2 separate regions of the Homo sapiens genome follow, and region 1 is linked to region 2. Evidence: read pairs that join two places in POLR2A ChIA-PET (ENCODE). Cell type or tissue: IMR-90. All regions are shown on one strand. Each heading gives the region's core, and the rest is flanking DNA. Links, peaks and the distances in the headings are about the cores only.

Evidence for each region. ChIA-PET counts read pairs that join two places held together with the same protein. Peaks named below come from ENCODE experiments on the same cell type or tissue, not always from the same donor. Only the 100,000 strongest peaks of a DNase experiment are listed, where the experiment ranks them.
Region 1: POLR2A ChIA-PET joins it to region 2 with 10 read pairs; 4 of 35 experiments call an interaction of 5 or more read pairs at or near these places.

The regions. Positions count from the first base shown.
Region 1 is chr1:8,407,602-8,417,671 of GRCh38, reverse strand. The region is part of intron 12 of RERE (arginine-glutamic acid dipeptide repeats); the gene reads left to right. Among named protein-coding and RNA genes, the nearest start is that of RERE-AS1, 12 kb to the left of the region's middle. In IMR-90, for the core only: CTCF peaks have their summits at 5,391 and 8,313; DNase peaks (open chromatin) are centred at 5,321, 8,341 and 9,341; H3K27ac peaks cover 3,822 bases.
Region 2 is chr1:8,621,331-8,631,400 of GRCh38, reverse strand. It overlaps RERE (arginine-glutamic acid dipeptide repeats), which reads left to right. Exons shown (of 23, transcript NM_001042681.2): 3 at 7,021-7,091. Among named protein-coding and RNA genes, the nearest start is that of SNORD128, 130 kb to the right of the region's middle. RefSeq lists an enhancer at 1,462-1,581. In IMR-90, for the core only: no CTCF peak of the experiment used is centred there; DNase peaks (open chromatin) are centred at 1,970, 4,810 and 5,260; H3K27ac peaks cover 1,725 bases.

The DNA.
Region 1 (10,070 bases), core at 1,609-9,608, 210 kb after region 2:
GTGCTACCGAAGTATGTATAGGATGGGACCAAAGAGGAGGCTCTTCTTATAATTTAGTCTTGTAGGAAGACAGATAGGGACTTGAAAGTTCAAAGTTAATGGGAAGGGAAGCCTGCCTTCTATCTTCATTTTCTCTATTGGAAATGTGTCACTGTTTGGCACCAAGGGCCCAGTGAAAGGGCAGCCAGTTTTGACGTTTTTAACTTTAAGTAATGGGATGAAAGGTATTAGAGATTTAAATTTTTAATTTAATAAATAACATGAAAATCAACCACCTTTCTTAGCCACATTTCTGGGAATGAATTCTATTAAATACGTACGTAACTACTGGCCATTAACTGTACTTTTTTCTTCAGGCAAAATGTCATTTGCATAGACCATATTCCTGCAGCAGAGAATAAATGCTATTGAGAAAGGGCTTTAAGACTGAGTAATCAGGTTTCTGTTAATATTAAGAGGTTAAAAATGATTCTAGTATTCAATATGAGCTTCCAGCCTGAAGTTTTATTTAATTTCAGGTTATAACCTTAAATAAACAATTTTCCTAGCCTCATTAATGCTTAATCTAATGTTGCATAACAAAGTATGGACTTCCTTAGTCGGTTGATGCTACTGAGAATGTGCAAATGTGTCACGGCCACATACCAGTACATTAGAAGATCTCTGTTTTTAAACCTTGTCCCTCTTCTACAAACGTTGTCTATCCTCACTGCTCACAGTGTGCTCCTCAGGCCAGCACTCTCATCACTGGTTAAAATGGAAGATTCTCAGGCCCTGTCCTTGTCTCTTGAGCCAGAATCTGCATTTTAACGGACCCCCCAGAGGATTCCAAAGTACTGTAAAGTTTAGGAAGCACCGCTATTTACAGTAATGCAGACTTGCAGAATTCTGAGCCTGCATAGTATATCATTCTTAAAATGATACTGTCTTTATTCTGTTAAAATTGTAAAGTTTCACTATTAGGGCTTGATTTTGTTTTTCTAATTATTGCAAAATATTTCAAACAGAAAAGTATCAGGGCTTATTTCCATTGTCAATAATAGGATTTCTTTTCTTTTCTTTTCTTTTCTTTTTTTTTTTTTTTTGGAGATGGAGTCTCGCTCTGTCGCCCAGGCTGGAGTGCAGTTATGCAGTCTCGGCTCACTGCAAGCTCCGCCTCCCAGGTTCACGCCATTCTCCTGCCTCAGCCTCCCGAGTAGCTGGGACTACAGGCGCCCGCCACCACGCCTGGCTAATTTTTTGTGTTTTTAGTAGAGACGGGGTTTTCACCATGTTAACCAGGATGGTCTCGATCTCCTGACCTTGTGATCCGCCCGCCTTGGCCTCCCAAAGTGCTGGGATTACAGGTGTGAGCCACCGCGCCTGACCGTGAGCCAGGACTTCTCAATATAGTTTTCTTCTCAATTCCCACTCCCATGTTTTTCTAGAAACATGATTGTAACTCCTGTCTTACTTGATACAAAAGCTCTTGTTCTCTTTACCTTGTGGCATGCAGTCTAGTTAGACCTTGCCAGATTCTATTTCAGTTTTTAATAAGCCTTTTTATGTGGAAGGATGGCCTTCTCTTGTTAACTGAAGTTTACATAGTCATAAAGGTTTAATACCACAGTGTTTTCGGGCATTGCTTTCTTTTATTGGCATTCCTTATGTATGAAAAAGAAATATAAGTTATTTGAGGGGCTGGCAAGATGGGTAAGAGGAAAGACATTTATGTGCCATACTGTTTTTCTTAATAATTTGTGCTCACATAGATATAAACAGTTGGAATTTTCCATTTGAGGCCAAAGTGATTGCCAGTAGAAACAGGCACTGCATTTTGGCAGTAAGTACTGTGATCCTATAGCTATTCCTGTGCTGAGAGTTTGTTCCCATTAAAATGGAGCCGAGGCTCGAATCTATTAATTGTGATAGTCTGAACTATAGGGATATTTGCCTGGGCAGTGGTCCAGTTTTCGTGAGGGTAATCTATGAGAGACTGGCTGATATTCCCTTGTGTAAGTGAAGTACGTAAGAGACTTTTGGTGCTGGTGTTGGAAAGAAAAGGAGGTATTAAAAAATTGGGTGACTTTTTAAACCAAGGGCCTTGGACAGTTGCCGTTCTCAGTGTAAACAGCCTGACCTTGGCGTTATCCTACATATGAAAACTAGTGGGGATGGCATGAGAATGCTTTAATTATTTGAAATGTATTACTTATAGAAACTGCACTCAAATGAAGTATGCTTGGGGCTTTTAAAGTGTTATTGAACAAAATGTTGCTTGCAGGGATTTATTTGCTGTTGGTATTTGCTAACCTATATTTCTTATGATTTGGCTGTGTCTTGGTTACCTGGATGACTTTTAGATGGAGACATTTATGACTTTGAAGCCTAAATAGTCTGCACCATTTTATTAGCTAGTAAAACAAATGGAAGGTTTGAATTGGTCTTTAGAAAGACTTACAAGTTGTGGTTGCTGTGGTTAACAGTCAATGGATTTATCCACTTGGAGCTTATATTTTATATCATAGATTCTTTTTTAGCCTTGTAAGATCTATTCTGACTTTGAAAACTAGTTTGCTGATATTTTAAAAATATATCTATCTAGTCTGTTAGGAAACCGACATTAAAACTAAGTTTCAAAATGTATCTGAAATTATAATCCTTGAATAACTAGTTCATTTTTAATCTTATTTGAAACTATACCCTTGAGTAATACTTAGGAAAATAGAGTAAAAATTAATAGTATTGTTTTGAAAAGTAAAGCAAAGCATTAACCTCAGTCTCAGTCCCAGCTGCTCAGCATGGGAAAGGCATCCCCCTACTCCCAGTAAGATTTTTTTTTTCCTGTCATGTATAATTTGAAAACCATTAATTGTGTTAGGTAAATAGGAAAAGCAAACAGGAGCAACCTTCCTTTGGGATACCAGAATTCCATTAAGCTAAGTTTTCCGAGATGTTGAATTTTTTAATTAAGTTTCAGTATTAATGGCCCATGTTTCTTCCCCCCACCGACCCCCCCACTTTGGAAATATAATTCTTTGTTCTGCTCAAGTGTCTTAAATCCTTCTTCTGAATCCTCTCAATTGTGGTATCATAATCCCCAGGATTTGACTATTGAAATGTTATTTATTTATTTAGAGACGGAATCTCCCTCTGTTGCCCAGGCTGGAGTGCAGTGGCGCGATCTCAGCTCACCGCAACCTCCACCTCCCGGGTTCAAGTGATTCTCCTGCCTCAGCCTCCCAAGTAGCTAGGACTACAGGCATGCGCCACCATGCCCAGCTGAGTTTTGTATTTTTAGTAGAGTTTTAGTAGAGATGGGGTTTCACCATGTTGGCCAGCATGCTCTTGATCTCTTGACCTCATGATTCGCCCGCCTCTGCCTCCCAAAGTGCTGGGATTACAGGTGTGAGCCACCACGCCCGGCCGACTATTGAAATATCTAAACTATCCCAGTTGACAAAGTTGGGATTTTGGGGGAGCTTTTGGTAACCCCAGGCCTGTGCTGTCTAGGATGGGATGTCTGAGGTGAATAAGGGTGCTTACCTTCATGGCCCCTAGTGAAGGGGCCAGGTGGGCCAGGGGTCTTCTCTGAAAGGTATCTGAGTCCCCTCATTTCTTTTTTTTTTTTTTTTTTGAGATGGAGTTTCACTCTTGTTGCCCAGGCTGGAGTGCAATGGCACAATCTCAGCTCACCACAGCCTCCGTCTCCCGGGTTCAAGCAATTCTCCTCCCTCTTCCTCCCGAATGGCTGGGATTATAGGCATGCGCCACCATGCCTGGCTAATTTTGTATTTTTAGTAGAGATGAGGTTTCACTGTGTTGGCCAGGCTGGTCTTGAACTCCCGACCTCAGATGATACACCCACCTTGGCCTCCCAAAGTGCTGGGATCACAGGCATGAGCCATGGTGCCCTGCTAAAGTTCCCTCATTTCTAACGGTCTTGCTGGGGCTGCCTCTGCTCCTCCCCAGGCTGGTTGCTGTTACACAAAGGGCCCATTTCATCTCAGCAGAGTTGGGTTTTGTTCCACCCTCTTCAAATTAAGATTGGGCAGGTACAGTGGCTCATGTCTGTAATCCCAGCACTTTGGGAGGTTGAGGTGGGAGGATCACTTGAGCCCAGGAGTTCAAGTCTAGCCTAGGCAACATGGTGAAACCCCATCTCTACAAAAAATACAAAAAATTAGCTGGGTATGGTGACACGCACCTGTAGTTACAGCTACTCGGGAGGCTGAGGTGGGAGGATCACTTGAGCCCAGGAGGTCGAGGCTGCAGTGAGCCAAGATCACGCTGCTATGCTCCAGCCTGGGCAACAGAGTAGTCTCAAAAACAACAACAACAACAAAAAACAAAATTAAAATTTATTTTATTTTATTCTTGGACTTGACTCTGATTCCTCTTTTCCATGCATTTTTACTCTGCACACATGTGTGCATGAATGCATATATGTATTTATATAGAATATAAAGCCTTCTGGGCAGGGACCTCATTTTAATACCTCTTTATGGCACCCTTAGAGTCCTGTAACAGCCCTTACTTTTTATTTGCTTAAAATGAAGTATGTGTGTGTGTGTTCACGCATGTATAAATAATAGGTTCGAAATACATTGTAATCATGGGTAGATAATTAATGGTCCTAAGACGTGAAAACTCTTCATTGTTTTTAAACGAACATTTTCCTCATCTTTTGCTCTTCAGTGTGAGCAAAATCTAACAGACCAAAGGAAAAAAAAATCCATCAACAGTCATAGGAAGCTTACAAAGCTTCGGAGATCTGGCACCACCAAAGCTTCTCCACCTGATCTGCTTTGAAATGCTCTTTTTAAGACCAGTTTGAAACCTGGATATCCCAGGCCTTAGACTTTGTGTAATAGACAGAAAACCCCTGTGAACTCTACTGTCCCAGGACAATGGGACTAGGACTTGGGGTTCACTCTGCCACACTGGTCCTTCCTGTTCTGTTTATTGTGCGCAGTAAATCAACTCTCCTGTTTGCGCAGCGGTTCTGTGTTCTAGATTATTTATAAGATTGAAATCCATTGTTTATTTTTCTCAGCAGGTTTATTGAGCCAGTCAAGAATAAAATACTGTCTTAAGCAGTAGAGTAAGCCATTAGCCAATTGCAACTTGGCTTCAAATTAATCCCTAAAGGGTGTGCACATGAACACACACACTTTGTATGTCCCACATACATGTGTGTACTGGAGGTGAGAGCCAGGGGAGGTGGAGGAGCTTTAGTGGTGCCAGATCTCTGCAGCTTTGTAAGCTTCCTATGACTGTTGACGGATATTTTTTCCTTTTAGTCTGTTAGTGAGTCATCATCATATGCCATTTTATTATCTTGAAAACAGTCTGTGGAATTTTTTATCCCGTGTCTTTGCTGTATGAGTGAACCACCACAGAGGGTGTCGGGAGCAATATTAAGCTGGAGACTTTCTTCAGTGATGCTTCGCTTATGTATTTGCAGCTGCTGCCATTGTCGCTTTGTTCCCATGTGCAGGAGTTGGATTTTTTTGATTGTTGTTTGGCAAGAAATATTAATAGTAACTTTTGTGTGTTTGATTATTTTCGGGGCCGGAGCAGCATCTGTCCAGCACCTTTGGGATTTGGTGGTTATTGACTTAGGCACAGGGCTTCTAAGATCAGAACTTGGTTCTTCTTCCCACAAGTGCTCTGTTTTGGAAATGTGCTAATGACACACATTGAATTATGTCAGAGGTTTGTGGCCTTAAGTTGTCGAGGGAGGTGTTTTCATTTGGCGAGAATCTGTAATTTGTGGAACAATAGGATTAAGTTCTAAAGGAAATAGGCCCGATGAATCTGTATAGATGGCTAGTTTCGCAAAGTAAAGCACAGAGCCAGTGAACTGGGGGCAAACTACACGTTTTGGATAATGTGAGCCTAAAAAGAAAAACCCTAAAACTTTTAAATAAATTTCTAAAAACCAAAACCTTTTAGTATATGTAATTTACTGGCTTAAAACTATAAATATTATAGTTTTAATAATTTTGTAGATCAGGAATTTAGGTGGGACTCAGCTGGCCATTTGTTTCCATGTCATGTATCCAAAGCTCACTCTGTAGTATCACCTGGTAGATGGGTTGACCTGAAAGGTCCAAGGTGGCTTCCCTTATGTGTCTGCCACCTTACGGGAGATGGGTGGGAAGCTGGCTCATCTGGGGCTATTAACCAGAATACTGGCATTTGTCCTGTCCTCTGGGGTGGATTTGCCCATCAAAACTTGAAGTTCTAGCAGGGCAGGGTAGATACTCCTACTATAGTTCCAACTACCTGGGAGGCTGAGGCAGGAGGATATCTTTAGTTCAGCCCGAGCAAGCTAGCAAGACCCCATCTCTTTAAAAAAAAAAAAAAAAAGACTTGAAGCCCTTATTTCTTTTGATCTTGTAAATCTATCAGGTGACTCAGGAGAAAAGTCCATGTGCCTCTCTCCATTTTATGGCCACCAGATGAGTTGAAGGATGTAATGCTTCTTTATGTAGTAATTTTGTATTTTTATTAAGATGTCCATGTTTACCAATAGGAATACCCATTTGTCCAATATATCTTAGACTCATACAAAAGTGTACCATTTTCTTTTGTACAGTACTCTGTTCTAGTTATTATTTCTCCAAATGCTACATACCTTACCAGGCATGTCTATAAATACTTACATTTGTTGCAACATTTTTCTGGAAATCTGTCATTTGGAATGTTTAACTAGATAGTGTGAATGTAAAATGCTCCTAGTTTATTCCTGATGCTAGTCAATCATCAAGCACTTACTGAACTTATTGAGCATGGGGAGAAAAATAGTGAGCTGCGGTTGTGCTCCCTGGGGGTGTCTTACTGGCTGCCACGGTGCATACTGGAGGGAAACCAAGTGCCGAACAATGTAGTGTGGATATTAAATAGTAATGGGAGGATGAAGGCTTGGGGAGTCTTGTGCATCCTGGAAGATGGACACTTGGGGCTTCAAGCTCTTTGAAGGATGGGTGTTTTCAATGTTAAAACTTGTTTGAAAGGCCTTGCCGAAGGAAGTCCTTGAAGTAGCTTTCTTGTCTGTTGAGGTATTTCTCACTACCTGAATCTTCTACAGCATTCCTGCAGACTGGGGACATCGAACCCATTAAATGAAGCCATTGTGGTTTTGAACAGTTCCATTTTTCGGGCCGCCTTCCTTTTATTAAGCTGAAATCTGTATCACTTCACCTTCCATACATTGTTCTGATCTCGTCCCTTGGAGACTTAGAGGATTCTTGCCATAACGTCTTCCTCATGGAGGCTCTTCATGTGGGCCTGTGTAGTTGGCACACCCCCTGCCTGGGCTTCTGGCTATAGGCTGCTCAGGCCTCTGCTTCCTGCAACAGCCGTTCTGGGTGAGGTCTTGTGGACCTTTATCATTCGGCCCTTTGTAAAAATTGATGTCTACAAAGAGGAGAAAGTGGCAACAATGGCCCCAGCCGTGTCCCCCAGCCAGGGCGGCCCCCCTCCCCTGCCCAGCCCTCCTTACCCAGCAGGCAGGCAGGTATGCATGCATGTGTGTTAACTTAGTGCCTCCTGGGTGTGCATCAGTGCACAGTTCCTAGACTAACATAAAGTCACATATAGGTTGTGTTTGTTCTGTTGAGTTGAGCATGTCTTTATCCCAGCTCTCATTTCCCACAATGAGAAAGCATTAATGTTCGGATTTAGTAAAAAAAAAAAAAAAAAAAAAAAAAAAATTGCCTGATTGAATAGTGCATACCCAGGCTAACCATTAATTACACCATTTCGACACTTAGAATGGACCTGAGCAAAGATTTCCAGTGCCAGAGCCCAACATCATCATGCATGAAATAGTAGGCTCTTTGCTCCTGGGAGAGGGACCATTAGCTTTGATCATGTCGCCAGGCCCTCCCCAGGAACTTGTCCATGCTGATAATCTTAGCACCAGTTAATTTCTCAACCCATTCCTACATGTTTTGATAAACTGTGGCTAAAGATTAAGATAGCAACCATTTAGCAGACATACGCCTTCATGAGTGTGCTGCTTTTGTTTCAAATCATCTGTTGAAAGAAAAGCTTGAAAGACAGAGTTCTCCATTTTGCCCTCTCATAAACAAAAATTCTGGAAATGAGCTGTTCACAGACTGGCCTAGGAGCCCTGGATTTTAAGGTAAAATCATTGCTTTGGGATTTGCTGTCAGTCCAAATTGGACTTTCTGCTTTTCATTGAGCCTTCCCCCTGCTTCTATTCCTCTCCCCAAAACAGTGCTGCTCACAGGAACTGTGTCCCGACAGAAGTGTGGACAGTTCTCCTTTTCTCTCTGCTGCCTCATGCGGTTGTTAGAACAAGCTAATTCCATCTGAGTAGGTAGTATAGCTTTTCTTTCTGTTTACTATTGCTGGGTGACAGGAGAGCAAGGGCAGAAGTTATGGTAGATAGCTCAGCTTTACAACCATTGTCGGGGCTAAACATGAATCCTCAGCAATCGGGTTGGCCATTCCTCTTCTCAAACGTTGTACTCCCTCTGCTGGTTTTGAGACAACTGATATTTCCTTAAGAAGTGTGAGGCTCTGCCTTCAAAACGGCACAGTCTCTTTTCCCCAGATCTGCAACTGTGTGTGTTGCACACCCACAAAGAAGACAGTTCTTTCTGGCTGTGGGGAAATGATTTCAGTTCTTGGGCAAGGATGGCAAGGAATAAATGTAGAAGAAATTCCTTTCTGATACCATTCTCCTACCTCACATCCTACCCCCAAATCATTGCGGGACATTTAGACTTGTTTGGGGGACCCCCAAACACAGCATTCTCAGGCGTTGTATTCACTTCTACTTGTTTTCTTTGACCACCACCACCTCCTGCCCCAAGCCCAGCCTCCACCTCCCCGCAGCACTCACGGCAGGAGTCATTTTTTATAGCACACATAACCTTTACACCAAAAGGAAAAAGTGCATTGCTTGTAACAAAATGAATCTCTTTTCTGCTTTTATTTTGAAAAGTCCTCCCTGTTGTTTAATGTGGAGGATATTCATGCTGAAAGCCTGTTCCAAGTAGGCATTTGTGCGTCCCAGAGGAACTTTTGATTTATTTCCTTAACTCTGCCCTCCTTTCTCTGTGGTTCAGAAACCTTTAATGATCTGTGAAGCTCAGAGACTTCAGTGCGAAACAGTAGTCGTTTTAAGAACCCCTCCCACTATATAAAAGGCCTGCCAGTTTCCACATGCTGGGTTTTTGACTCCCTGAAAGGCTGACCTCTTACAAATTTTGGTTGTACAGCAGGGCATCCTGGGTTGGGGCCTTGATAATGCTTTTGTGAAATCTTTTTCCCTCCTCCTCTTGCTCTCTTTGAAAGTTGTAATGAAAATTCCGGGCTCTTGGCCAGCCTGTGGGATGTGATACAGTAGAAATGTTTCTGGTGCCCTTTGTTACTACTCGGCTTTGATTAGGTTTATTTCCCGTAAGCTTGATTTTGCTAGCCCTTCCCCCACCCTCCCTTTTTTTAATGGCTGAGGAGGTTAACTTAGCCAAGGTTAAGCGTTTTATTATGCAGGCTGCTTCAACCTAGTAGAGTCACTTTGGCCAGGCTTTTGTGGCAGAGAGAGACAAGGGGAAGCTATGTTCTCCCTCTGTGTTTGCATTTCTTCCTCCCAAGGCTGCCTTTTACTTTTAATGCCAGCGTTCATAGAAGGTAACAAGCTAGGTAAGCTGTATTGGTTTCCCATTTCTTTACTCAGAATGTTCCAGGAAACCATTGTACAACTTGTCTTGAGATTTTGTTAGTCAAGGTAAAAATCATGGTAGACCTCTCTAGGGTTTCTGCCAGGTGGAGGGCAAGGCCTTGAGAGCCGCAGTTAACAGCAGCACGCCTTTGATCCTCCCTGTGGTTCTCTGTTTCAAAAGAAAGAAGTGGCTGCAGCTTTAAAAAGGTTTTAAATGCTGCTTTGACCTTGTATTTATAGCTCTTTCGCCCTTGCCATTAAGAACATTTTATAGACATCAGCTCAGCAGTCATCCCCATAAGTCTACGGGGGCTGCCAGTATCATTCCACATGCACAGGTGGAGAAACTGAGGCACGGTGATACTAAAAATGGCACCCTCACAGGTCT
Region 2 (10,070 bases), core at 1,405-9,404:
AGACAAGGTTTCATGCTGTCACCCAGGCTGGAGTGTAGTGGTGGTACAGTCATAGCTCATTGTAACCTCAAACTCCAGGGCACAGGCAGTCCTCTGCCTCGGCCTCCCAAAGTGCTGGAATTACAGGCATGTGCCACCATGCCTGGCCCAGCATTATTTTTTAAAGTTGGGAAGATAATTATCTGAGATCAGTTTTTAAGTTTTCAATACATTGGGAGATTTCCTGACTTTTAAAGGAGAAAAGAGAAATGTAGGAATTTTCAACAAAATCCCTTTTAGTTTATTATGACCTGTTCCCCTCAACTTGTTTGTTCTCATTATTTAACTGTCCTTGTTAGCAATGAGGATAAAGACAGATGAATGTTTGCTAGAAATATTTAGTGTTCTGTGTTTAGTGAGGCTTTCTTTGTAGCACTACTTGGGAATCTATAGACATTTCAATACATGGAATGTAATTATTATGTTTAAAAAAGAGGGGAACAAAGATATATGTTATCTGGGATCTTTTCCCACCAAGTTTAGAATCCTTAAGATGATGCAGCTGATTTTGATAACAGTTGATAAACAGAGTAAGGGTAAGGACTGGGAAGGCTTCATTTATGGAGGTGCACTTTTCCCAATTTTTGTTTCCTTTTCCATGTATGTATGTGTGTATATATGTACGTATGTATGTATGACTGAGTGACAGGGTCTCACTCTGTCACCTAGATTGGAGTACAGTGGCTGGATCATAGCTCACTGCAGCTTTGAACTCCAGGGCTCCAGTGATGCTGTCACCTGAGCTTCCTGAGCAGCAGTCCTTTTCCCTTTTAAATTCTCCAGTGTTACAGTCAATATGAGTACCCCTCACAGCAAAAGATTCTGGCAGGAAACTAAAGTAGGTTACCTGGCAATCGAGTTATTTCCTAAAGAAGTATTAGAATACAGCATTTGTTTTGTTCATATTGATAGAGCGTAGCAACTTTCTTGCTAGGATCTCTCTCTTCTTTTTTTTTTAAACCATGTCTCTGTTTAGTTTGTTTGTTCCTCATATAATTTTTGAGTGTTTACTATGAAGAACAGTGCATTGTTTATAGAGTTGAGGAATGGTGATGGGTTTGGCTGTTTTATGGTTTGGGAGACTAGAACTGGGAGGGTTTGTTGGAGGACATGCAGTATGCCAGAGACTCTGGATTGGAATTTGGGTACCGGGATTTCAGCGTTGTTTCCAGCATGCACACACACATAACATATACACTCTTTGTGTGTCTTGGAAAATGGAGGACATCTGTTTTAACTGTAGAGAGATACTTGTGGATTTTTTATTCTGCAATATTAGACCAACATACTGTACCTCATTGACTGTTACCTCCAAGCATTGAGGGTGGAGGAGTCATGTAGAGGAGAAACAGAAAGCAGAAGAGCGGTGCAGTCCTGAGAGTCAACTTCCCATTTCACCGCTGTGCCACCCAGCTTGGTCTCTGAGAAATCTCTTTGTGAGAAAGTCTTTGTTCATGCGTGCTTTTTACAATGGGGTTTTCTATTGGAAATTATATCAGAGTGGCACTGCCATGCTTTGCAAAGGGATGAGAAGGTATTTCAAAGATTAATAGGCGGAGACACATTGATGGAAAGGAAAATTCTTTATGAGGTGGAGCAGTGGCTGAGCATTGCCTATATATGTTGTGACCACAGTTTTAGTACTGGCGTGTGTGGCACTGCTTGCTAAATTAGTGGGTGAGGTAAGTGTCCACTCTGCTCTGTAGGAGGCTGTCAGAAAAGATGCTGACAGGTTCTTTGTGTTTCATAATGACACACTGCCTAATGCTTCAGACTGAGATTTTTACCCTTGAGGGGACTGTGCTTTTGCTATATTTACATAAACCTGCTGATTTGCTGAGGGTTGAAAAAGCAGAGAGGGCCTTCTTTGCCTTGAGAATCTGCCTTCACGTTTTGGCTGACTTCCTTCCCCAGCTTAGCAAATGCTCTGTTGTTTACAGATGGCACAATAGATCTTTGGACATGAAGCTATGCTGAGGTTGTGAGAAACAGCCAGAAATACCTCTGTTCAGTATCATTGCCCAAATTACGGATTTTGTTGCTCCCTGTTCACAAGGATTTGAGGTCACTTAATCCTGTGATCCATTCCCAGACAGAGGTTAGGTGTTAAGAGAGTAGGTCTCAACCTAGACCCATGGTTTCATTTCTAGACATCCCTAGTAAAGACACATTAGTTATCATGTGTTGTTTGGACTAATTGATATTGATGGTAATAGCCTCACTCATTTTTCTGGCCCATTACAGGCATGCTGATTTGAAGATTTAAAAAATATATATACTTGCCCTGCCAAAACCGTTTGCTCAATTCTGGTAAATACGTGTTTTTACATGGGTGATTCTGAAGATGTGCATTATGCATTTGGTGGATCACATCAGCTTTGTGCAGTTCTTTCAGAACTGCTAGCTTTCTAATAAAAAAAGAAGTATATGCAGTGCTTGGGGGCCGTGGGAGATTTTCAGATTGAGAATCATTGATCCTACTGACTAAAACCAATTTTATAACCAGCTTCAGACATCCCATGCACTCATAAATTGCATGAAAATCTTGCCAAATCATTTTGGCTTTAAAAGATTACTGGGCATATATTCCAACTGAGATTTTAACATTGCTCTTGACTACGTTCTTATCTTTCCCTTTTCAAATAAAGCACTTTATTTTTGTGCTATAAACATTTATATAAATTATTTTCTTAAATAGCTGCTTGATTAATGAGCCAAGGGGAAATGCTTTTTATATGAGAATTTGGCTTTAATTGAACCTTGTTTTGAATATTTTTAAGAGTAATATAAAGTAGAATTTTTTTCTGTGAGACTTGAATTCTAAATTGTGTTTATTTTTTGTTGGGTCATCCTAATATTTGTCAGAGGGTTATAAAGAAAAGTTTGACTGTACAATAGTTCGTCATGCTTTGATTTTAAAAATGAATTAGACAAATCAGGTCAAAGCAGTGTATTTTTTTCCCCATTCCTATGGCAAGTTTTACATAGTGTGAAACATTTTTAGTTCTTATTACTCCAGTCTTAGCCATTCTGTGTTTCATGACTATGTATGTAAAGTTTTTTTTTTTAACAGCCACCCTCCAGTGGCTTACAAAACTGTAAGTTTTGTCACTTAATTTTGCAGTGAGCTTCTCTAACTTTTTCATATATGTGTTTCAAAGTACTGATAGAGCTCACTTGATGCACTCACCCATTTTACAGATTATTAACCTTGTGTATTGGACTGTCTGATATGAATTCATAGCTTTGGATCAGTTTGAGTTGCCATGGTCGTTTTTTAAACAAAAAGAGGTGGCTTTTAATCTAAGGAAAAGTAACAGTGGTCATTCCGTATGTCCGGTTGAGGATCTCTCTCATGCTTATCCCTCATGGCAGCATTTCTCAGGCCAGGTGTGTGAGGCAGCTCCAGTACAACTGCTGAGAAGTGTTTAGGCAAACAGATGTGCTTGGCTGCTCTTGACATACCGGCATGTTCCTTTCCTTCCTTCTCTAACAGAGCTATATCCTAGTGTATTTACAGGCACTTTTCTTGAATGTAACTTTGCAGCGGGAAATGAAAGAACATAGGTTCTTTTTCCTTTTTCTGGAAAGCTTTTTTGTATGTAAGTTAGCTTTATATCTCACAGTAAGATGGTGTGTAGTAATGATCCTATGGATTATTTAAAGTATATATAAATAAAGCTTTTCTTTGTGTAAAAAGAAAAACATGCGTAGTCTTTGCTTTCCAAGTGTCTCCCATTTATTTCAGGTTTTTTTTTTTTTTTGAGACAGTTTCACTGTCACCCAGGCTGGAGTGCAGTGGCGTGATCTCGGCTCACTGCTATCTCCGCCTCCTGGGTTCAAGCAATCCTCCTGCCTCTAAGTCCTGAGTAGCTGGGATTACAGGTGTGTGCCACCACACCCAGCTAATTTTTGTATTTTTAGTGTAGTTGGGGTTTCACCATGTTGGTCAGGCTGGTCTTGAACTGACCTCAGGTGATCCACCTGACTTGGCCTTATTTTTTATTTTTTATTTTTTTTAACCCCCACACTAATGGCAGACATTAGTCCTTGGTGAGTACGGGGAAGGTAGAATTGAGTACATTTCTCTGAGCCTACAAGATTGATAGTAATTGTTAGTGGACAGTGCAGACCACCTTACTGCCAAATAACTTGACAAGGAATGTAAATTGTTAATGTTATGTAAAAGAAGGGAGGTGTTGCCATTTAGTTACAGAGGAGCCATGAGGAGTTACTCCATATGGAACTGATAACTAATTCTAAGGTTGGTGTGATCAGGGGCTAGTAGAAGGAGAGAAGAAGAGTTTTGCAGACTGGGAGCAGAGTTGGGGTTTCTTGTAGTGAATGCAGCCTAGGGGAAGATGGGGTGTGGAGTGAGACCAGACCATTGAATGCAGTAAGTTTGTCACTTGAGCCTTAAGAAGGTAGAAGCAATTAATTAGAAAGGGACCTATTAGTTCTGAAGCCAGTGAGTAGTAGCTGTAAGAGTTAAAGAATGAGGAAAGAAATGCGAAAAGTGGCTTAACAGTCAAAGACAGGCTCATTTTGGAGAATAAACCGGAGAGGGGCTTCTGGCTGATTTTGGTCAGGAGCACTGTCTATTACAGACCAAGAGTATTACTTAAGGATTTAGGGCAGGAGAGCTTATCACAGGCTTGGAATGTTTCTGTGTGGAGGAGAAGTTTATTGTGGGGTTGGAATGTTTTGGGGCTGACATCTCTCCAGCCAGAGGGGACGTTATCTCTGGGCTGGCATGTCTGTGGTCAGAGAGGGGTTTATCTTAGGATTGGAATGTTTGTGGTTGGAGATGTCATTTGTGGTTTATGGTCATGATGTCATTAGCCATTAGGCTGATGCCCTTTGGGTTGGATTTAGGCAGTTTTTGATCAAGGGGAACTTGAAAATGGTGGTGCTTGTCCAAGATGGTGATGCTCCTGCTCTGTCAGTAGCTAGGCTATGATGGTGTTAATGTCATGAAATGTGGTATGTAGGAAGCAACAGAAAGGAGAGGGCATGTTGAGTTGAGTAAGGTGAGTAAATAATTGATAACTAGAGATCTGAAATGCTGGCAGTGGGTATAACAGGGACTGAAACACAGGAAACTAAGAACTTTGGGTTGTTCCAAAATTGTGTAATTTGGAGCTACAGTTTTTATCTAGGGAATTGAGTTTCTTCTGTTTTTACTTGAATACCAAGGTAGGAGTATGAAAGAATGATCTACTGTGGTGGGAAGAATTCTCTTGCTTGTCCCTTAAGATGATTAGCATGTTAAGTTGATGTTGCCTGAATGCTGAAGCACAGTTATTTAGCATCTGGGACCTTGGAACAAGATAGGGAAAGCTTAGTCAACAGTTCATTCCTGAGCTACTGTTTTACGTGGATTCAGGGATTAAATCTCTGTTGAGTCCATCTTTGAGTAGAGAAATCAGTTGGGGAATTCTGAATGCCTAAATAGTTGGCATTGAGATTTCTTCTTTTTCTAGAGTGCCTTTTGGGTAGGTACAAAGATCCTGATGTTCTGCAGAAAGTTTCTTGGAATGTACTCATTTGTGAGGACTTTCTTCCTGATCATCTTAGTTGGTCTGTTGGGGTTTGTGATGACTCCCAATTGCTACTTCTGTGCTTTTTCTTCGCTCTCAACACATAAGACAAATGAGACAATAGAGGAAGTTGCCAGTGTTGTCAAGCATCTGAATTATTGTAAGATACACTCATTCTGAAGGGTCCAGAGGAAGTATAAAATGAATGGCATTATGGGCTGGCCATGGTGGTTTATGCATGTAATCACAGCACTTTGGGAGGCCGAGGCAGGGGGATAGCTTCAGCCCAAGAGTTTGAGACTAGCCTGGGCAACATAGTGAGGCCCTGTCTATGCAAAATGAATGAATGAATGAGGCATTGTGGTCACTATTCCTAGATTTCATTGACTGTGCCTTTACTTTTCAGTAAATAATACGTAGACTTTCCTGACCTAAGCTTTATGATGATCTTAGGTTGTGATATGGGGGTAGGAGGAGGTTAACTCTCTCTATAGCCACTGCTTTCCTTAAAATCATTGCTTTTTATTTAAGTGTCTTAACATGGCATTTTAAAAAGCAACCTTGGCCAAGCGTGGTGGCTCATGCCTGTAATCCTGACACTTCGGGTGGCTGAGGTGGGAGGATTGCTTGAGCCCAGGAGTTGGAGAGGAGACCAGCCAAAACAAAACAAAACAAAACAAACAAACAAACAAACAAAAGCAACGCTTTACACTCCAGTCATTGAGAGCATCAAAAATTATTTTCCAACCACTGCCATGTCAAATGTAATTTAAGAAAGCACCCTTCTTCCCTGAAGAAAATGCAATTTGGTTTACTTTATTCCATCTCTGATTAGTGGCATTGTTTTTGTTTACAGTTAGAAAATAAAATGTGTTTAGGGTACAATGTAATGGCAAATTGTCTGTAAGAGATTAGTTTTCTTTCTCTTTTTGATTAGTTGAAAAGGTCATTGTAATAGCATGTTCAAGCTAGTCATCTTTGCGTATTTCATTTATTTCCTCACAAAATATTTATTACAAATATAGTAGCACGTGGCAAAGCCGTTTCTCTTTTTCGAAGACATGTGAACATGTATCTGAATAAGATACTCAAGATTTCATCTTGATGTGTGATCTTGAGCAAGCGGTTTCTTTTATCTAAATGTCTTCATCTGAATATGGATAATCCCTTGGACTCCTCCCCTTCTTCTTCAGGGACTCTGAAGAAAATAATTTAGGCTTCATCAGATTCTTTAAATTATTAGAAAAATAATCAGAAAGAACCAAAGGGCAGTTTTCCTTTAGCCTAAAGATATTTGCAATTTAATATCATCTTTTGGAAAAAATTTACAATAAAAGATATGTGCTTTGTCATTTATTTATTTATGCAGTGGCTTTATGGGCCCTGTCTTTGTTCCTTAAAGGTAAATGCCATTGTTTTAAAATTTCTTTTTCTTTTAAAGACTGTGTGTATATCGAGAGTCGGAGGCCAAACACACCGTATTTCATCTGTAGCATTCAAGACTTCAAACTGGTAAGCGTTTTTAATGTGCTGTTCACTCTGCTCTGTATTCTCTCTTTTTCCAGTTCCATTGGCTATCTCTTATTGTTCCTCCATCGCTGTTGACGTGGTTACCAGTTCACCTTTTGAGTGCTAACTGCCTCGTGGCAGTAGCACTGAAATGAGGGTTACTAGTTCCATCTTTTCAGCTTTGTAACACTTACTCTCATAATGCTTATATTGTAAACAATATTTCTGAAGTTTTTATCCCTTTAGTAACTTTTGACAATTTCAGATAGTCCCTTGAATTTCTGAAGTAGCTTGTTTCTTCTCAGCCATTGTTAAGAGCCTGAAGTAAAGTAAATTCAGTAAATTGATGAGTAGGGGAAATAATATAAACGGGTCAGAGAATAGTTTCCAGTGGAAACCTGTCACTTCCTTCAATATTTCGGCAGGTGTGGAGTATATGATGTTGAAATTGTTGTGGGGGTTTCCCGGGGTAGCGGTTGAAAGAAGTCTGGCTTGGGCGTGGTAAAGTTGTTATACTTTCTTTCCAGTTTTAGTGCATGTGTTGCAGAAGTAAGGACATAGCTACTGTACTTTCTCATTAAAAATTCTTCCTGAATATATAAGTGTTGATGTTCCTCATTATGAAATCGCTTTTTTAGGGCCAGTGGTTCTCACACTTTAGGCTTTGGATCCCTGGATGTCTGCAGAGATTTGGCAGAGGTCTGCAAATAAACATGCTAAGCTTGATGTAAATAAATTGATCTCACACGTCTGGACAACGATTTTTCAGCCTGTTTTCAGTATGCTTTTATGATTTTTAAAAATTTCACTTATTTAAAAGCAATACACAGTTAAGAACCACTATTTGTCATTGTTGTTGTTTGAAACAGAGTCTTGCTCTGTCACCCAGGCTGGAGTGCAGTGGTGCAGTCTTGGCTCACCGCAGCCTCTGCCTCCCGGAAACAAGTGATTCTCCTGCCTCAGCCTCCCGAGTAGCTGGGATTACAGGTGCGTGCCAGTACAACCGGCTGATTTTTTTTGTATTTTTAGCAGAGAACAGGGTTTCACCATGTTGGCCAGGCTGGTCTCCAACTTCTGACCTCAAGTGATTTGCCTGCTTTGGCCTCCCAAAGTGCTGGGATTACAAACGTGAGCTACCATGCCAGCCGGGAACCACTGTTTGTTTGTTATTTTCCTCAAACAATTGGTATTTGAAATACTACTGAAGTAGTATCATTTGGGAATCTTTTGAAACATTTTGATCTTACAAGGGATCCTAGTACTTTGAAGATTGTGAACCACTGTCTGTGCTCTTAGGCCTAGAGAATTCGTAATTCCTTAGCTTTGTAGAGATGTGTATCACTATCTGTGAATGCTCTTATTTCCAACACCCTTTGTAATTTGACAATATTTGTGTTCTGACATATGTTGTATGTGATATTTCAGTCTAAAGAAATGTAGTTTGAAAAGATCTTTCTCTGCATCTCCTTTGTTTTTTATCATTTTTAATGGCCCAAGTACCAAAGTAGTATATTCAGTAAGAAAAAAAAAAAATCACATTTTATTTTTCTTTGTTAAAAAGTTATTGCTTAAGTTATTGCATGCTTACTGTTTTAAGATGAAGTCAAATGTGCTATTTACTTCTAAGATGGATCTATTCTTGATAAGCGGCTTTTAACTTTCCTGGTTGCATTGCAAGGTGGCCTTGCAGTTTAATCTTGTAAATCAAATGCTTTCTATCCAGTTTTTATGTCTATATGAATTTTTAAAAACCATTTTTAGAGGTCTTTGCTACTTATTATATCTTTCCTTCCAAAGTGTGTTTTTTTTTTTTTTTTTTTTTTTTTAAACAGATACAGCACTGACACCTGAAATACGGGTGTAGCCTTATTCCTGAAGAGTTTTGTTTTGGTAGTGGCTGCTGCTACTGCCCTTTTCCTGCCCATTGTCTTTTTGTGTGATTTTTACTAAACCAAACATCAGTGCACCGTGAAAAATATATAGCTGTGAAATAAAATTGTAAATATTTTTATTTTACCTATTAGATCTTGAGCCCCCTTTGTACAGTTTTTGCACATTAGCAGGTGCCTTCCTGTTTGAACAGCATCTCTTATGAAATGCTGATTACAATGTGATAGTTGCTGTTCTGGGCAGAGGTTCCTGCTGAGTTACGGTAATTGCTCAGGGTATTAACAGCAATAAAAGCTAAAGCTTCTGTTGTCAGTATTGGTCTAATACAACACATTAAAGCTGTCTACAAAAACAGTGTGGGAAGTAGGGTGCAGTATGTTTAGATACCTTTTTCTAAATCACACACTGCTGTTTCTCATGTTTTTGTTTGAGGTTCTGTATTCAGCACATCCTCATAGTTGTTGTGTAAGAACAACAGATGATGAAATATTTGCTCTGGGAATAAATATAGTTATTTCCACTTTCTTATTTTCTTACTTCTCTGTACTTATTAAAAGATAATCAGATGAGAATGATCAAGATTTTTTTCTCCTTCAGTTTACTGAAGCTATAAGGGTAAAAGATGAGCAGAAGGAAATAAGCTTTGTTTCTCTGCAAGATTTTAAGAAGAAGAAGAAATTGAATTTGATTTTGCTCCCAGCAAATAACATGACTAGTGGAGCAATGAAAGAAACAAAAACCCGATGGCTTTGAAATGTTGAGTAATTAGGTATTTTATCTTTTTAATAATCATAAAATAAAAAGTTGGTTTGGGGTTATAACTGAGAGATGTGTTTCATTGTTTATACTATAAATGAGAATCCCTTTGCCGTGGTGAAATTTTGTGTATAAAGGATGTTTGGGCACTGTAAAAGTAACTGGGTGAATGCCCGTTATGATACACATTAGTAGGTACGATTACGATGTTAAAGATAACAAAAGCTAATGAGGTGAGGCGTGGGGAGGAGGAGACATCTACCGCCAGTCACCGAGGCTAGAATAATGGCAGTTTATTGAACCAAGGGCCTTGGGTCACATTTCATGAAATAGCTC